2 separate regions of the Homo sapiens genome follow, and region 1 is linked to region 2. Evidence: chromatin loops called from intact Hi-C (ENCODE). Cell type or tissue: K562. All regions are shown on one strand. Each heading gives the region's core, and the rest is flanking DNA. Links, peaks and the distances in the headings are about the cores only.

Region 1 (9,245 bases), core at 1,988-6,987, 99 kb before region 2:
TCACATACACCAATGGAACAGAATAGATTACCCAGAAATAAAGCCACTATAACCATCTAATCTTCAACAAAGTCAACACAAATAAGCAATGGGGAAAGGACTCCCTTTTCAATAAATCGTGCTTGGATAACTGGCTATCCTTTTGCAGAAGAATGAAGCTAGACTCCTACCTATTACCATATACAAAAATTAACTCAGGATGGATTAAAAACTTAGGACCTAAAACTATAAAAATCCAACTGGAAGCCTAGGAAATGCTATTATGGACATTGGCCTTGGCAAAGAATTTATGACAAAGTCCTCAAAAGTAGTTGCAATGAAAACACAAATAGACAAGTGGGACATAATTAAACACAAATTGATAAGTGGGACACATTAAGCTTTTGCATAGCAAAATAAAATATCAATAAATGGATAACTTACAGAATGGGAGAATATATTCACCAACTATGCATCCACAAAGGTCAAATATCCAGAATGTGTAAGGAACTTAAATAATCTAACAAGCAAAAAACATATAACCCCCTTAAAAAGTGGGCAAAGGACATGAAGAGATAGATACATCTCAGAAGAAGACACACAAGCAGCCAACAAACATGAAAAAAAAAAAGCTCAACACCACTAATCATCAGACAAATGCAAATCAAAACAACAATGAAATATCTCACATTAGTCAGAATGGCTATTATTAAAAAGTCAAAAAATAACATGTTGGTGAGGCTGCAGAGAAAAGGGAATGCTCATACACTATTGATGGGAATGTAAATTAGTTAAGCAGTGGAAAGCAGTTTTGAGATTTCTCAAAGAACTAAAAGAAGAACGACCATTCAACCCAGCAATCCCATTACTGGGTATATGCCCAAAGGAAAAGAAATCATTCTACCAAAAAGACACATGTGCATGTATGTTAATTGCAGCACCATTCACAATAGCAAAGACATAGGTGCCCATCAGTGGTGGATTGGATAAAGAAAATGTGGTACATATATATCATGGAATACTATGCAGCCATAAAAAGGGATAAAATCATGTTCTTTGCAGCAGCATGGATGCAGCTGGATGCTATTATCCTAAGTGAATTAGTGCAGAAACAGAAAACTAAATGCCATATGTTATCACTTAAAAGTGGCAGCTAAACATTGGGTACACACAGACATAAAGATTGGAACAGTAGACACTGGGGACTACTGGAGTTGGGAGAGGAGAAGAAGGGTTGAAAAACCACCTATTGGGTACTGTGCTCACTACTTGGGTGATGGGACCAATTGTATCCCAAACTGAAGCATCACACACTATACTTATGTAACAAGCCTGCACATTCACTCTGTCAATCTAACATGAAAGTTGACATTTTCTAAAAAAAGAATTCAGTTGAGAAAAAGAGCTGTTTTGATGGAGCTATGGGGATAAAAACCAAATTGGAATGGGACCTGGGGTGCTGGCAATAGCCTATTTCTTGACTCTAGTGGGTAATTATACTAGTGTTGGGTTATGTGTGATATATTTCATAGTAAGAAGAGAGGGGAAACAAAAACAGTCATTTGAGATAGTGAGCATAGACACTCTTATGAGAAGTATGCTTTAAAGTGATGCAGAAAAATGGGATGGTACCTGGAGAGGAAAATAAAGGATACATTTTTTCTTTTCTTTCGTTTCTTTTTGTTTTTGTTTTTGTTTTGAGACGGAGTTTCACCCTTGTTGCCCAGGCTGGAGTGCAATGACACGATCTTGGCTCACCGCAAACTCCGCCTTCCGGGTTCAAGCAATTCTCCTGCCTCAGCCTCCCAAGTAGCTGGGATTACAGGCATGCACCACCACGCCCAGCTAATTTTGTATTTTTTAGTAGAGACGGGGTTTCTCCATGTTGGTCAGGCTGGTCTCAAACTCCTGGCCTCAAGGGATCCCACCCGCCTCAGCCTCCCAAAGTGCTGGGATTACAGATGTGAGCTACCACGCCCAGCCAAGAATACATTTTTTCAAGACTAGCCTAGGCAACATAGCTAGACCCTGTCTCTACCAAAAAACAAAACAAAACAAAACAAAACCTGGACATGGTGGCGAGCACCTGTTGTCTTAGCTACTTGGGAGGCTAAGGAGGGAGAATTGATCCCGTCACCAGATTGAGGCTGCAGTGAGCTATGATTTTGCCACTGCATTCTAGCCTGGGCAACAGAGTGAGTTTCAATGGTCATCAGTACATGTGTGTTTTAAGTAGGGAGACTGCCAGTACACATGCATAATCCCATGATATGTGTGCTAAGTGGCCACATATAATGTGATCTTTCATCATGAAGTGTACACAGTATAAAAAGTTTTAGGGGAAAATGCCTGGTTGTGGCATGATGCTATGTTTAGCATTGTTTCGCATTGTTTCATGCTATATAGGATGATTTGATCCTGTCAGCATTTAATCTGCATCTTTTTGGCTGATGGTACAAATGTCTAAGAATGACATAGATTAGGCAGGCTTAATCAAAGTTCAAATATATAAATGTTCAGGAAGATTGGAAATAGAATATAGGATAGCATCAATAGAAGATATGTATGTGTGTATATATATGTGTGTGTATATATATGCATCTCCAATGTAAGAAGGACTACTCAAAGCTGGGGAGATGTAGTGATCAGTCAGGCAGAGCTTCTGCCCTTGAGAGTTCGCAGTCTGTTTGAAACTCCATATTGTGACTAAGTGTACACATCAGACAGAATGGAATGAAGGTATAAAGAAAGGGCTCTGGAAATGTAAAGGGGAAAATGATTAATTTTGACCAAGGAGATCCAGGGAGGCCTTGTACCTCATTTAAGCTGAACCTACAAGGGGCAGAATTTTCAAAAGGATGGGGATTGGGGCCAAAGTGATCCTTCAGAACGTTAGTGAGAACATTAGCAAAGGAATAGCTGTGCAAAAGTGGGTCCAGGTCTGGAGTTGCTGGGGTGAGAGACGGGGCTAGATGGTTACCTTGAGAACAGAATGCTGAGCATCTTGGTAGCCATGCAGAGCCATTGGGTGGGACTCTGGGGAACTGGAAGCCATCAGCTGCTTTGAGAACAGTGACAAGAAATTTACTTGTGTTTTAGAAAGATCCTTCTAGAGACAGTAAGGATGAGTTGGGGAAAATAGGAGGGAGGAGGCAAGGTGAAATGTGAGGAGCCTGTAACAAGCTTGTAACAAGCAAATCAGCACAGGGCAGAGGATGGGACAATGAAGTAAGAGTTGGCCATGTGGAGTTGGTGACTGGTTGTGTGACAGGTTCTGAGGGCCAGGAAGAAATCAAAGCTGATCCTTGTCCACGTTTGGGTAGATATGCGTCCATGGACAATGTGTGGAAGCCACCCTCTAAATCTGGGGGTCCCAGTCAGAACCCTGGGCCTGTGCTCTTCCCTGTTCAGGTTGCTACTCTAGCATCATCTTTGCTCACTCCTTTGTGTATTTAGGGCCATTTGTGTATTTGGTTATCTCTCTCCCAGGATGTAAGAGCCTTTGAAGTCTAGGACTATAAATTTCTGAATTTTTGTATCTGTCGTAGCACCTAGCACCACATTTAATGCATACTTAATCTACTCAAAATGCTTTTAAATTTAAAATTAAAACATGATTTTGACGTTACCAATGATCATTTGATCATTGCATCATTAAATGACTTGAAGGATAAATTGGTTTGGTAGGAATTAGGAGATGGTAAAAAATTGGAGCGACTAAGCAGCAGGAGATCTTAGAACCAGACTTTGGTTATTTATTGCTGTGTAACAAACAACCCTAACACTTAGCAGCTTAAATAACAATTTGTGGTTTATCATGAGTTGGTAGGTTAGAAATGCAGGCAGGGCTTGGCTAGACGGTTTTTCTCCTCCGCATAGTGAGTGTCAATTGGAGGCATCAACTTGGCTGCTACATTCAGCAGGCAATTGGGCTGGGTTGGAAGGTCTTAGAAGTCTTCATTTGAAGGGCTGGCCTGCCCCTCCACACCTGTGGGTGTTTCTTGTCAGGTGGGATGACAGACTGAGAAAAGAAAGAGACACAGAGGCAAAGTATAGAGAAAGAAAAGTGGGCCCAGGGGACCGGCACCGGCACCAGTCTCTGAATTCCCTCAGTATTTATTGATCGTTATCTCTACCATCTCGGAGAGGGGGATGTGGCAGGACAATAGGGTAATAGTGGGGAGAGGGTCAGCAGGAAAACATGTGAACATATGTCTCTGTGTCATAAACAAGGTTAAGAAAAGGTGCTGTGCTTTGATGTGCACATACATAAACATCTCAGTGCATTAAAGAGCAGTATTTCTGCCAGCATGTCTCACCTCCAGCCTTAAGGTGATTTTCTCCTATCTCAGTAAATAGAACATACAATCGGGTTTTACACCGAGACATTCCATTGCTCAGGAACAAGTAGGAGACAGATGCCTTCCTCTTATCTCAACTGCAAAGAGGCCTTCCTCTTATCTCAACTGCAAAGAGGCCTTCCTCTTTTACTAATCCTCCTCAGCACAGACCCTTTACCGGTATCTCGGGCTGGGGGACGGTCAGGTCTTTCCCTTCCCGTGAGGCCATATCTCAGGCTATCACATGTGGGGGAAACCTTGGACAATACCTGGCTTTCCTAGGCAGAGATCCCTGTGGCCTTCCTGTTGTGTCCCTGGGTACTTGAGATTAGAGAGTGGTGATGACTTTTAACAAGCATACTGCCTTCAAGCACTTGTTTAACAAAGCACATCCTGCATAGCCCTAAATCCATTAAACCTTGAGTCAACACAGCACATGTCTCTGCGAGCACAGGGCTGGGGCTAGGGTTAGAGAATTTTTCTTAGTACAGAACAAAATGGAGTCTCTTATGTCTACTTCTGTCTACATAGACACAGTAACAGTCTGATCTCTCTTTCTTTTCCCCACATTCGTTTAAATGCCCCAGTGCTCTGTTACATGGCCTCCTTTCTTTACCTGGCTTTTTCACAGTATGGTGGTCTCAGGGTAGTTGGATTTCCTATGTGGCAGTCATCATCCAAGAGGGTCCTCTCCCAGTACAGGAAAGCAGAGCTGCAGATCTTGTAAGGCTCAGTCTTGGAAGTTACACCCATCACTTTTGCCACATTCTACTGGTCAGGACAAATCACAGGGCCAGCCCGGTTTTAAGGAGAGGACTACACTTCTTCAAAGGAGGAGGGACAAAGAATTTACAGTCATCCTTAATCCACCATGCAGACATTCAATCTGCCACGTGCTGGTTGTGTGATTTCGGATGAGTTATGTGAACTCTTCTAGCTGACATAATATCAGTGTTATTGGGTGCTATGAGGGAAAGAGATGGTATGGCAAAATACCCTGATATATAGTAGTTGCTCAATAAATAATAGCTACTATTATTACTACTGTCTTATGCTCTTAAAGGATAAATACAATGAAAATTGGAAAGAGGATATTTGTTGGATTTGACATTTGAGAGACTTTGGGTGATGGCTTAGTTTTGGAGGATGGCAGTAGCAAGGTAAGGAGCAAAAGCTAGTGGCAAAAGTTAAGTTGTAAGTGGATTTGAGGGTAGTGAGTGCAGCTTGTCAGTGAAAAGGGAAATCCTGCTGTCATGTGGGAAAATCAGGTTAAGCCAAAGGGGCAAGTGGAGAGGTAGAAAATGAAGATATGTGAGAGGAGATAATTGTTGAGGGCAGAGTTTTAAAAAGCCTTTTAAAGATTTTACAGAATTCATATTTAGAATGCTGTGATTATAAGCCAGAAAGCTGTTGGGGCTGGCTTTCATAATGGCACCCCATCTCTTTACTGAAACTGTTCTTACCTCCTGACAGAGGGTTGTCTTGCCCTCACCTCCCAAAGTCTTCCTCTAGTTGGAGACAGACTTTTAAAGAATATGTAGCTCCTCTAGATTTTTAAGTCTTGGCCTTAATTTCAGAGCTCCATGAATTCTTAGCTTATAAATTACATAGCTGGAGGTTCCAAACTCTGAAAAGGTTTATGCATTTCAGAAAGGTTCTAAAAGAAAGCACTCTTTTATATAACTTGGAAAGTAATTGTGATAAAAACCTACATTATATGTGAATTTGAGAGTAATTATAGCATGGCTGGGGCCAGAATCAACTAATCAGAGTTATTAGGAACACTGCCAGGTACCCAATTCCCATGCCAAGATTTGAGTGATACAGAGACAGGGCACAGGCAAGGTCAGGCTAGGTCAGGGCATGTGGCAGGCATGGGCCAAGACACAAAGTTGTTGTCAGGTCAGAGGGATATCAAAACCAGGAGCATCAAGATAGGCAGAGATAATGGAAGTAAAGGACTGTTAGTCCCTGGTTGCATTACAGTCCAGGTAATACCAGATTTTATTGCTTGAAGAAAATTTGTGGTCCTACTGAGAGTCTCCTTTTACCTTCCAGTCCTGTACTTTTTTCTCCTTTTCTCTAGTTATGTGTACATCCCTCTATTTCTTGGCTCATTCTAAAAAGTATTTAAAACCATTTACAAAAGCACAGAGTATGCAACAAGATGAAAACACATGACAGAGGAATTTTGTATGAATACAACATAAAATAAAGTAGAAAAAAATAGGAAAAAGAAGATTAAGCCAAGGGGAGGCTGGTAAACAAAATGCATACCATACTTTTCTGTTCACTTGTGGATGGCACACTTACTTCTGAGCTCCCTAGCTGTCAAGGCAAAAAGGAAAATATAGTCAGTTACACTATTTACAGTATTCAGAGAATTAAACACAAGCAGAATACTCAGGATGGGTAATCATAATTATGATTTTTATGGTAAATCCAATAATAATTTTTCAGTGTAGATTGACATAATGATTATAAAGAAAAATTCAGTCAAAATTAATAAAACAATGCAGCCTCATGTATATAGCTCCCTGGTGGCTTGGCCTAATACAAGATTAATTTTTGGATTTTTTAGAGTAATGGATTGAGTGCCTACCTTGCCCATAAAACTAAACAGTTCTAAACTCAACAAAACATTAATTTTTAAACTAGCTGTATGTCATTTCTTGGTGTGCTAAGTTAAACAAATGCATTTCTAGGTAACTGATCAAGGTAGTTTGTTGCTGGTTATGGGCTAATTACATTTTTGTAGGATATCTACTAGAAATTATAACTCTGGTTTTAGAATATTCTTAAGGTCATTCTTTCAATGGCTGATCTATTTCTTAACAGTTTTTGTCAAAGAGTCCTGTGCTTTGCATATAGAAATGTGCTTATTATGCTTTTTTCTGTCAAGCAGAGAAGTACAAGGACTCTGACACAAATGAGAGAAGGAAGTTCCAGGTTCTTATGTAAGTGTCACAATACCTAGGGGTCTATAGTGAGTTCATACCTCTTAGTTCACGACAGATTCTCATCTGTGGGGTCAAAAGTTTATTGAAAGTCAATAAAAGCTGTAAACAGCCCCATGTCATTTCTAATAGGTTTCTTCTGATGGCAATAGAGTGAAACAGTGGATAATGGAGGAATGACAACACTTGGCATCCTCTGCCCCTCTTAGGGAATATCAGCTGAAAATGACCAAACTTGCAGTTTTCCAGAAGGGAAACTGGTATATAGATTTTATTGTTTTGAAAACCTTAAAAAAGTTTACAGGTAATTAGAATACATAAATAAGCCAAATGAAGGAAACAAACCCCACTATCTGATTAACATCTTGATACACATTTTCTCAGACATTTTTCTAGAGATATATTTCTGTATTAGAGCCAGGAAAGCTAGCTAGACATCTTCCTGTTCTCAGTGGCTCAACAGATGAAAGTTTATTTTTTGTTCACAGAAAACTCAAACAGCAGCTGGGGGTAGGGTGGGAATTGGGTTCTGCACCTCACAGTCTTTGGGGAACCCAGCCTGACAGAGGCTCTGCCATATTTAACAAGCAGACCCATCATCTTGTAGGGCCCCTTAGTCCTCTGCTGGATGCTCAGCATTGGGTTGGCAGACACAGGTAGAAAGAATATGGAGGACTGCACAAGAGTGGCTTCCATTCCTTATGCCCACATTCCATTGGCCAATACTTAGTCACATGGTCATACCTAATTATAAGGCTGGGAATATAATCTAGTTTTGTGTGCAGAAGGAAAGAGAATTGGTTTGGCAGACTAGTTGGTTTCTGCTACTCACACATAATGTATTATTCTTCCATAAAAATAGAATTATGCTGTATATACAGTTTTGTATCTGTTTTTACCATAGAGACAAGATAAATATCATTATTCACCCAAGATGTGGGGGTAAGTTCCCTTAGCTGGTCTTGAGCTCTGTAGTGTTATTCATTCCAAAGGCTCATGTCAACTGGTCAAGACAATTTCCACTTTTCCTGTCATGAACAGTTAGTTTATCTTGTAGAAACTTTCTTCCTCTTGATATCTGATAGGAACAAAATTGCAAATATAGTAATCTGTGGTAATATTTATTTTCGAGGACATAGATGATGGAATTTGAAGAATTGGCCTGGAGACCCAGAGTAAGATATTAGTGTTCAGAAAATCTGGCATTTGGGCACATAGTTGTGAAAGAGCTTAGGGTTGGACAGAATCCATGTTGTAGGGAAAAAATGGATAAAGAAACTGTAGAAAGTCCAGGTGTGGTGGCTCATGCCTGTAATCCCAGCACTTTGGGAGGCCGAGGCGGGTGGATTACCTGAGGTCAGGAGTTCGAGACCAGCCTGGCGAACATGGTGAAACCCCGTCTCTACTAAAAATACAAAAAAATTATCTGAGTGTGGTGGCAGGCACCTGTAATCCCAGCTACTTGGGAGGCTGAGGCAGGAGAATCACTTGAACCCGGGAGGCAGAGTTTGCAGTAAAAGAAAGAAACTAAAGGAATGGAGTGGCCTTTATGCATCACACCTGGATGACAAAGGATATATAAAAGAGAATTTGGAAGTGATTTCTGGAGAAAAGGGCAAACTCCACTAAAGTAGGATCCTGTTGACTGTGATGAAAACAAGCCATAATGGGTGAGAAAATGGCAGAATGATTAGACCTAGCAAAGGGGCCAAGGTAGTGTGGGCAGAATAAAAGATGAACTAAAAAGAAGGAATGGTTTGACCTAGAGAATCCAATTGTAAAATCTATAGGCCAGAGTGATTTAAAGAAAGAATACTAGTGAAAACTGGTCAAAATATTAAATCTTGAATAATATAGCTTTATGTGCATAAGACTATGTGCTTTTCTAGATAGTCATTTATTCACTTCATTGAACATTTTTGCCTACATATACCTCTACTACAAACTTGGGGGCTAGAAGGGATGAGGA
Region 2 (9,245 bases), core at 1,505-6,504:
ATCTATTAAATTTAAGTTTGCCTAAGATTCCATTGGTGACCTCTTCTCTTTTCTTTCAACACTCTTGACTTGTCTTCAAGTTCCAGGGCTACAATCATCATCTTTCCCTTTCTATTTCATTAATTCAGACTGTATTCTTCCTAAATGAATTCACTCCTTCCCTCTAATCTACTCTCTAATGTGGTGCCACTTTATTTTCTAAAGCAAATATCTAATTGTGTTATATCCTTGTTCATGAACCTCAGTTTAATGTGGCTAAGAAAGCCCAAACTTACCAGCAAGACCTTCTGGGTTCTGAAAAGATGTTCCAGCCAGACTCTCACCCCATCTCTATTATAACTGCATTGTTCTGTTCTACTCATATCCCTAGATGAGCCTTGCATTTTATACCAATGAACTTCCTCAAAAGGCTACTGTACCCTCCGCTTGGAATGCCTCTTGCCTGCATTTTCTGTCAATACCCCTTTTGTTCTTTAAGACCCAAGGATCATCTCTCATGTGAAACTCTTGCTCCTAGTTAGAATTATTTACTTCGTCTGCGCTATTCTAGTGCTTATACTTTTCAGCCTTAAATTATTATTATTTATGTCCATGTCTATTCTAATACTTCTTTCTAAATCCCATGAAAGCAAATGTCTCATTCCAGGCATTGTTTTCCCTAGGCATTTGCTGTGGCACCATTCACAGTAAATACCTAGTAAGTTTTTGAATGAATCAATGAAATCAATCTCATCTGATTCTCTAAATCTTTCATATGTGTAAGTTTGGTATTACCCCAGAAGCTGATAAGTTTCTTGTGGATGAATATAATGTCTTCTGTTTGATTTGCACTCTCTTAGCCCCAACCCCAGTTCTGGTATAGTCCTGAGCATGTAATGATCATGCACTGTGGAACAGATTGTTCATTTCTGTTAGAGGATGGCTGGGTACTCTCTATTCCTTCTCCTTGTAGGGAGAAGAATGCATACAAATGAGAATTGTGGATTTAATTCAGGGAAGGGTGGCAAGTAGGATCATGGGAAGAAATACAATTCATGTGTCCCTGGGCATTTAAGCCTGGACTAAGAAGCAGACCATGACTGTTTGTCAAAATGGAAATTGATTTTCGAATCAAAGAAATGAGCCAGACATTAAAAAAATTACCCAAAGGCATGAACTTGAAAATGCCAAAGCTCTTTGCTTTTGCTGAATTGCCAGACCCCAGAAATTCCCTTCCCCTCAGAACTTTGAAAGTTCTGATCAGGGCATCTACTATCAAACAGAAATTTGTCCTCAGTGGTAGGAATCAACTGAGAGAAAGTAGCTAACTAATGAGCACAGTATTATTAAAATCTAACTGAGGGAGCCATTGCACATTAACATTTCCTTGTTGCTGTGGTTTGAATGTGTCTCCTCCAAAATTCAGGTGCTGGCTTTGTGATAGTATTAAGAGGTGGGTTCTTTAAGAGGTCGTTAGGTCATGAGAGCCTCTCCGTGGTGAATGGGATTAAGGATTAAGTACTGGATAAACAGGCTTGAAGGAGAGGCAGTTAGTCTCTTCTTGCCTTTTGGCCTTCCACTGTGTGAAGACACAGCATTCCTCTCCTCTGAAGGAGCCATCTTGGAAGTAGAGAGCAGCCCTCACCAGACAACTGAACCTGCTGGAGGCTTGATCTTGGAATTCTCAGCCGTCAGAACTGTGAGAAAGTACATTTCTGTTCTTTATAAATTACCCAGTCTTAGGTCATCTGATAGAGCAGTGCAAAATGGAGTAAGACACTTATGTAGCACTCATACTGCTAATTATCAATAGGTGTACCACAGCTATCTTCCTCCAATGGACTGACTGACTGTATACCCAGCAACTAGTACAGTGTCTGGCCCAGGGAGCTGACATTTATCAATTGTTCGCTATATACCAAATACTAGACATGAATTAACTCATTTATTCCCCACAATAACCTTTCTAACCATTTAAGGTGTGATCTCCCAGGGACCACACCTTCTCCAGCCCTTTGAACTAAAGGGTGGCATTTGAACATAGACTAACAATCTGATAAGCTAGTTGCTGGGGCTGTGTTTATCTGTGCCCTGACTGTGTCACATGGGTGGAGTTGCCTGGAGAAATATCTGGTTAATTGCAAGGTGCTTTTTATAAAAACTCAACCAAAGAAAAAAGAAAGCCAGGAGGAGGGAGAAGGTGATGACTTGGGGCCACCAGTTAACAATCCTTAAGACTGCCTTAATTCTCGGACACAAAATTGACATCTTCTTGGCTGCCACTGTGTCCAGCAGAGGGCAACCTTATCCCCATTCTTTGTCAAATGCCGTAGGACAGTTTGAAAGCGTAGCTTAAACATAAGAAGGAGGTGCCAAGAACAAGAATAAAACAGCCAACTCGGTCAGTATGCCTTCAGTGACTTTTTCTTGGAGATACCTCTCTTTACCTTGAATCTGTGCCCCATCTTGACCTGCTACTTGGCTCTGGCCTGGTTCACTTGGCCCTTCTAACTTCATGTCATTTGTTTAGCACTTTTACATCTCTCTCTCTTTTTCCTCCTCCCAGACTGATTCTGCCTTTTGTCTATAGTATAGTCTCCTTTCCTCTGTTCCTCCTCACTGTGGCTCTCCACTTGTCCCCAGACAAGCAGGGCTTGAGGATCTAGAATTTTTGTTACCACATCTCCTTCCCTAAGAACATAGTCAGTTAGTCTGGGCTTTTCAAACTATTTCATATTGACCAAGGGCTTAGAGATAGAGGGTAAAGAGGTTCCTGGTTGACAGGTTTCACTGAGGCTGCAACCCTGGGGCATTACAGGGTTACATATTGCAGCTCTCTGCCTTACTGGGGGTCTCTGATCCTGGGCCTTGTTTTTGCATAGGGACTTTCTCCAGCCACACTGGTGCACACGTCTTAACTCTAGAGGTAGATTCTGTCCCATTTGCTCAGAGATGTGATATTTTGGCTTCAAACCACCACCCTATATGTTTTCTTTTGTCACCTTCTTTACTTTCTTTGAGTCTTCTCTGGGTGAGAAAAGTAGATGTTCTTTATCCCCAAGTTTCCTGCCCAGTGTCAGGCTTCAGGAAATGCAATGTTCTTCCCTTTCCATTTCCGTCCTACCTTCACTTGAGCTTACTGTGGACCTTTGGTGCTGACAGCTTTGTCTAAAGATCAGGCTCACTTGTTTATCTTTCCAACCTTGCCCCAGGATCTCTGGCAAGATGGCAGCTGCCCTGTCGTCCAGTAGCCATGTGGTCTCTTGCTTTTTACACAGACTCTATTCCCGTTACTCATTTCAAAGGGAGACTCAGCTTCCTGTTCAAAAGCTCTCCATCCTACCTTCTTGGGGATTTTTGTCTTTTAGCAAATACTGACTATTCTCCTCTGATTGATAACCATAGACCTGCCTAACTGAGTAATGCACTCCCAGTTCTCATTTACCTGTTTCAGGGGAGGACCCCACTTCCCCACCCCAAATGTGAAGTTAGCATGCAATTTCAGTTCTCACCAGTGAGACTTTGCAACAGCATCAAATGTGATATTCAGACTTCAGGAAAACTGAAATGCAGTTAAATATTCCACCAAACAGGGGGGTGATGTTTCACAGAAATACCATACACAGCATCAAGTTTCTCATTCTGCCTTCTTTTGAGGCATTAGTCATTTTGAGAAAATGCCTGTTTGTCATAGTCTTGTCTTGCAGAATGGAAATTTTCTTCCAAGGCAGAATACTGTGTGCTCTGATATTTAACCTATAATTAGTGTATCCTCTGGAGGATTTTCTCCCCTTGATTTAGAGGCCTCTTTGTCAGTCAGCCTTCTGTTTGACGATGATAGCAACCACAGGGCAGCACAGTGAATCACACGGCAGGGAAATGCTTGCTCAGATCCAAAATGTTTAGATCTTCTGTAGCAATGGGAACACATAACAATTCAAGTAGCAGGCCTGCAAGAAAATAGCAGGAAGTATAAAAGACAGAATATTTATAAAGAAATGAGAAGAGTCATAAATCCTGAGTTTTGATCTAGTTTTGCCCCAATGTATGGAATACATTGCTCACCCTCATGCTTTTCTTACCCAGTTTACTAGTATTTTTAGTTTTTGCCTTTTCAGCTGCTCTATATCAAGTGTTTTATTCATTGGTAAACAACAGTCAGAGGCTCTTGACAAATAGCTCCCCCTTGCAGGCATCCGGTTTTTTGGTTATGAAATGGCAGTTTACAGGCACAGAGTAGCTGTGTCACGACAGCATTATTGTCTTGGAGCAGAGAGTGCACAGACACCACCAGCTTGAGAGCCCGACCTTGTTTCTTGCTAAGAAATGTCCCGTTTTTGCCTGTTTTTGGCAGAAGCCAGACTGGGAGATTGCTGCAAATGGCTGCAACAACCTGTGTTTAATGTGGTGACACTAATAGATTCTGAGAATTAATCTTCAGCCAAGAAAGCATGATGGAAGGTACTAGAATTTCAAATTAGATAGTGGATTGATTTCCTTCAAGGCTGAAATTTGCTTCCTTTATCTTCTGGTGGACTTTTCTATCATATTCAAAACCACCCATCATGGCCTTATTTCCAGAGTCTCTTGCATATATCTCATGGTATAAATAAATTGTTATTCTGTTGTTTTGTCTGTTAGCACAGAGAAAGCATATCTAAATCCTAATTTTTTAAAAAAGATTAAAAAATCCAGGAATGAATGAAAGAAAGAATTACTTATGATTTGGGGAAAAGTAGTGTATCTAAATCTAGTCCTTGCTACTTGTTTTCTAGAATAAAGGACTCTGGAAAGAACTGAGCTCAGGAAAATATCTCCCCAGGTTGAAACACTGTCTTTTGCAGAAACAATAGCCCTCCAGAGTGTCTGAGATGTGGCAATTATTAAGAGTTCTTACAGTGTCCCCTCAGTCCACTGAGTTGAGGACTCTGGTGTCCATTCTAAAATCATGCGACTAATTGCTTACAACAGAACTTCCAAGGATATCATTTGTGGGGCCCAAACAAACAAACAAAAAGGTCTCTGTGGCTAAGTAAGCTTGGAAACGTGGGCTCAAATAGAATTAAACTTTTTTTTAACCCTAGCTCTTGTAAGAACCTTTAATAGGCTTGTGTGCATTACAAAACTCCAAACTTACTTGGTTTAGAGAATCACCAATGTTTTCCAAACTCTTTTGACTAGGAAACTAGCTTCTTTTTTTGATGGAATGCTTTATGTGTCTAGTGCTTCCCCTAATTCACCTCATGTTGGCTGGCCCCCAATCCCATACAGAGTTTAACATTTTATGCATCCTTTTGTAAAAACTGCTCAGTCCCTGGCTGGGGGAAGATAGTCTTCTTTTGGAATTTGCAATTCCTGGTTTAATAAGCAATACCTGAAATGAATACGTTTCTTAGAACTCCTTTAGTTCTACTTGTTTGTTCTCCAAATCAGGTTAAAGGATTCTATCTTGCTTTATAAAAGGACATGGAGGCTATCAGGAGTTTTAGGAATCCCAGCTGTCAGTTTCATCTTCATCCACTAAATCTCTGCTGACCAGGGATAGAAATGACAAGCCGACAAACTTAAACAGTAAGAATTCTGGGCACCAAACTACAAAGTCTTAAGCAACAACAATTATACCTTAGTTAAAGTTGGTAAAGGGACTAAAGGCAGTAACTGTTGTTAGGCATTCAAAAGAAGCAGCTTAGGAGGTGAAGGTCAGTGTTCTGGTGGCCTCCTGACTTACTGGCTTTGCAGCTTGTCTAGTCTGCTTCTTGCATTGCCGGTCTGGCTCCCCAGTATGACTTCTGCCTTTACTCCCCCAGTTTAGTTCAATTTAGTTCCAAAACTTCCCCCAAGACTTACCTAGCTCAATTCTTACCAGCTCCAGGAAGTCTTCCCTGACTACAGTTCTTCCCTCTGGCCGCGAAGTATTGTTTCGTACGTTGTACCTTTGTCATTTTTAACAACACGGAACAAAGCAGGAAGGGTCCTCCTGTGGGAGTTGAGGAATTGACCTCATCATTGCCAGGACTTGATCCCATTTCCTCACCTCTTAAAAGAGGGGCTAGAATCGAAAATCTCAGTCCCTGTGGCTCTGAAACCCTATGCTTTTGTGCTATTATTTCTTATCCTAAAGATAGAAGCAAACATATGGCTTTTGCTGTTTCTTGTGCTTCTCTTGTCCTTCTGTCTTTCCAATTAGATTGTAGATCCTTGAGGAAAAGGGTCATAGCTTTTAATTAATTTATGTATTGTGGCTAGTTCTAGTGCTGAGTAATAAATGTTTGCTGAGTAAACGATATGATGCTATGCCCTCATATCCAGTAACGCAGGACTTTCTATCTGCTCTTAAGGCATAACTTTCCTCTATTTATCTGTAAAATAATAGTTCCATTTCAGACTGGCTCTTTGCTCCCCATGAGAAAAAAATATAGAGAGGAGTATTTTAGAATAAAGCTATACCTTCAAGTTCTTCATGCCCTTTCCCTAAAAATCCTCCAATGCAGTTGGAGAGTCACAACTCTGCTTAGCCTTCTTCCTCTTTACACTCAGGTTCAGTTGTGCTGATCCTGTGGTATGATGGTATATGGTAGACACACCCGACAGCAATAATTTAACTTGAGCATACCCTGAGGATGATCCTGTATGGCAGTTGCACCTGAATATGTGTTTGGAGTTCAGAGCGTGCCCAACCCAGAGATAAATTCCTTGTCTGTGAGGAACATCTGAGCTCTGGGCCCTTCCTGTGGAACATCAGCATACAGGGGAGTGAGGCTCTTTGTTTTGCGTTAAATGAAGGTTGCCAGGTGGAGGTTGTTAGGAGGAGGGAGTGAAGTGAAAATGCTATATAAACTGCATGCTTTTTGCATGCAGTGGTGGTTCTTCTGTCCAGCACATGGCTACTGCATCATCCCTGTATGTAAGTTTCTCCTAATAAAACCCTATATCTCATTTGTTGGCTCTGGGTCTCTCCTTCAGCCTCTTGAACTTGGTGCCATCCCTACTGAAGTTAATAGGGGTTTATCACGCAGACATTCAACCCACTTCAGTCTTTCTTTCTTACTTGGAGAACTAAGAAAGCACTTTTTTTTGTTTGTTTTTTGTTTTTGTTTTTTTGAGACAGGGTCTCACTCTGTTGCCAGACTGGAGTGTAGTGGTGGGATCATAGCTCACTGCAATCTCAAACTCCTGGGCTCAAGTGATCCTCCTGCCTCAGCCTCCCAAGTAGCTGGGACTACAGGTGTGCTCTGCTAATTTTTAAATTATTTTTAGTAGAGATGAGGTCTCACTATGTTGCTCAGGCTTCTCTTGAACTCCTGGGCTCAAGAAATCCTCCTATCTGGGCTCCCAAAGTGTTGGGATTATGGGCATGAGCCACCACGCCTGGCCAACAGATCTTCTTGATCATTGCTTCCAGAAAGTAGAATGCCTACTATCTTCATTTTTTGGATCTTCAAGAAATAACAGATTTACTCGTTAGTTTCTTCTTTGTCTAATTCTCTGACTTCATTATTCATTCATTTCTTTTATTCCTCCATAATCTAGAGAGGGACCCTCTCTAACATATCAAATGATCTTGCGACCGTGTTGGAAGCCTTGCTTCTCCAGTGGATGCTAACATTGTGAAACAAGCTATACCACCTTTAATTGTGGTCCCTAGACTCCAGTGGAGGCATCTTTTCATAAGGCTGGATGGAGTATGGGTTTCCTAGTCTTTCTCAATCCCTGTTCAAGGAGCTTTACTTACTGAAGTACCCAAAGGACCTTGTTTTCAGGCCTCACCTGGAACACTGCCCTGAGGTACCTATATTAAGGAGGAAGGTAGAGAGGCAGCTCCAGCTCACTTTCCCCTTCACATGCTATGAATTTTTTGTGAATTGCCTCCTTCCACCTTCAGTCTCTGCCCCTGTGTTTACTAATTTGAAGTGTTGCCACTAGTCAACAGGCTATTGAGGGACCCCTGGTCCTTTTGTTCATTCTTTCTTTTCAATGAGCATTTCCTGGTAGTCAGATGACGCTTCAACAATTAACACAGGAAGAAAGCCAAAACAAAAATGTGGGGAGGGTGACGGATGGGTGGGATGAATATTATGTGAGGAAACAAGAAATTTCTCTCCCCATGTTTGGGAAATACTTCAATACTGATATGCCTATTTGGTGATGAGAAACAGACATAATGTGACTTATTAAGAAATCAGTAAGCAGGCTTAGCTTCAGATCCAGCAGTTCCTGGACTCCCATCCTACCCGTTCCCTCTGAGGTTCCTGGGGGTGTGCACAACTACCGGGTGCATCTTCAGTAGGAACTCTCAGAGGACATAGGGGCTATGTTTATCTTAGGAGTTTTTATACACTATTCCTAATGCTAGGAGGACTGGGCCATACACCTATGTTACTGACAGTATAACTACCTCTTGGGTTCCCTCTTTTTTCAGGAAACATGGTTATTAGCATTTTTGCATAATATCTAAGCATATTAACTTTGATAGTTACATATAGAGATGAATATACAAGGAATCAAGGGAAGATTGCTGATGTAAAGACATGAACACAGTCTTCTTAAAGCATATGCACTGATTTTTTATTTTTCACAGAAAAATAATAGATTATACAAAAAGCCCTGAACCTATAAAAGTCAAATGATGTATTTCTTCCCATGGCAAGGCAGAGGTGGTATTTATAGTCCTGCAAGCAGCTGAATGGAGATAATTTAGGTTCCGTTGGCTTTTCTGGCTGAAAGCTCCAGTTCCAATAGATAGGGAATCCCCTGAATCAATTATAAAATGGAGTAACTGGGAGATTTACCGAATATCTTTTCAGGACTAGAAGGTAAGGGATATGAAAGTGTTTTGAACTGAAAACTGCAGAAACCAAAGCTTTTTTGTAAATTTAACTTTTGAGGATTGTTTCAAGAACTCTGCTTAAGTGTTTTGAAAAGATGTTCAAGGTGAGGCTGAAGTTTTTTAACATTTGTCAGTGAATTTCATTAAAAATACGTTGTATGTTAGATGCTGCTGGCATTCCACTGTTGAGAAAACTAAAGACGTTTATTTCATGGATTGGGCAGAATGGCATCCATTTATCCTAAGCCTCCAATGTGGGCTTAAGGACAAGTGGCTTAAAAGGGTAGATGTTAAAATTTCTTCCTCTCGCCAAGGGCAGGTACGCAGAATAGAAATGTGATGGCAGTTGGAGGGATATTCGTCAGATTCAATTTCACTAGAAATTTCCCTGTATCCAAATCATCTTGAATAACACAGAAGGTGCAGCAAAATGTACTGA

What was found. A loop is a pair of places that touch in the nucleus more often than their neighbours do. Peaks named below come from ENCODE experiments on the same cell type or tissue, not always from the same donor. Only the 100,000 strongest peaks of a DNase experiment are listed, where the experiment ranks them.
Region 1: a loop joins it to region 2, with 7 times the contacts of the local background. A loop is called at or near these places in 1 of 110 quality-filtered maps.

The regions. Positions count from the first base shown.
Region 1 is chr2:170,259,363-170,268,607 of GRCh38, forward strand. The region is part of intron 7 of MYO3B (myosin IIIB); the gene reads left to right. Among named protein-coding and RNA genes, the nearest start is that of MYO3B, 86 kb to the left of the region's middle. In K562, for the core only: no CTCF peak of the experiment used is centred there; DNase peaks (open chromatin) are centred at 4,533 and 5,178.
Region 2 is chr2:170,359,240-170,368,484 of GRCh38, forward strand. All of the region lies in intron 8 of MYO3B (myosin IIIB), which reads left to right. Among named protein-coding and RNA genes, the nearest start is that of MYO3B-AS1, 13 kb to the left of the region's middle. RefSeq lists an enhancer at 3,660-3,954. In K562, for the core only: CTCF peaks have their summits at 2,279 (motif pointing right) and 4,166; DNase peaks (open chromatin) are centred at 2,292, 3,812 and 4,202; H3K4me3 peaks cover 1,019 bases.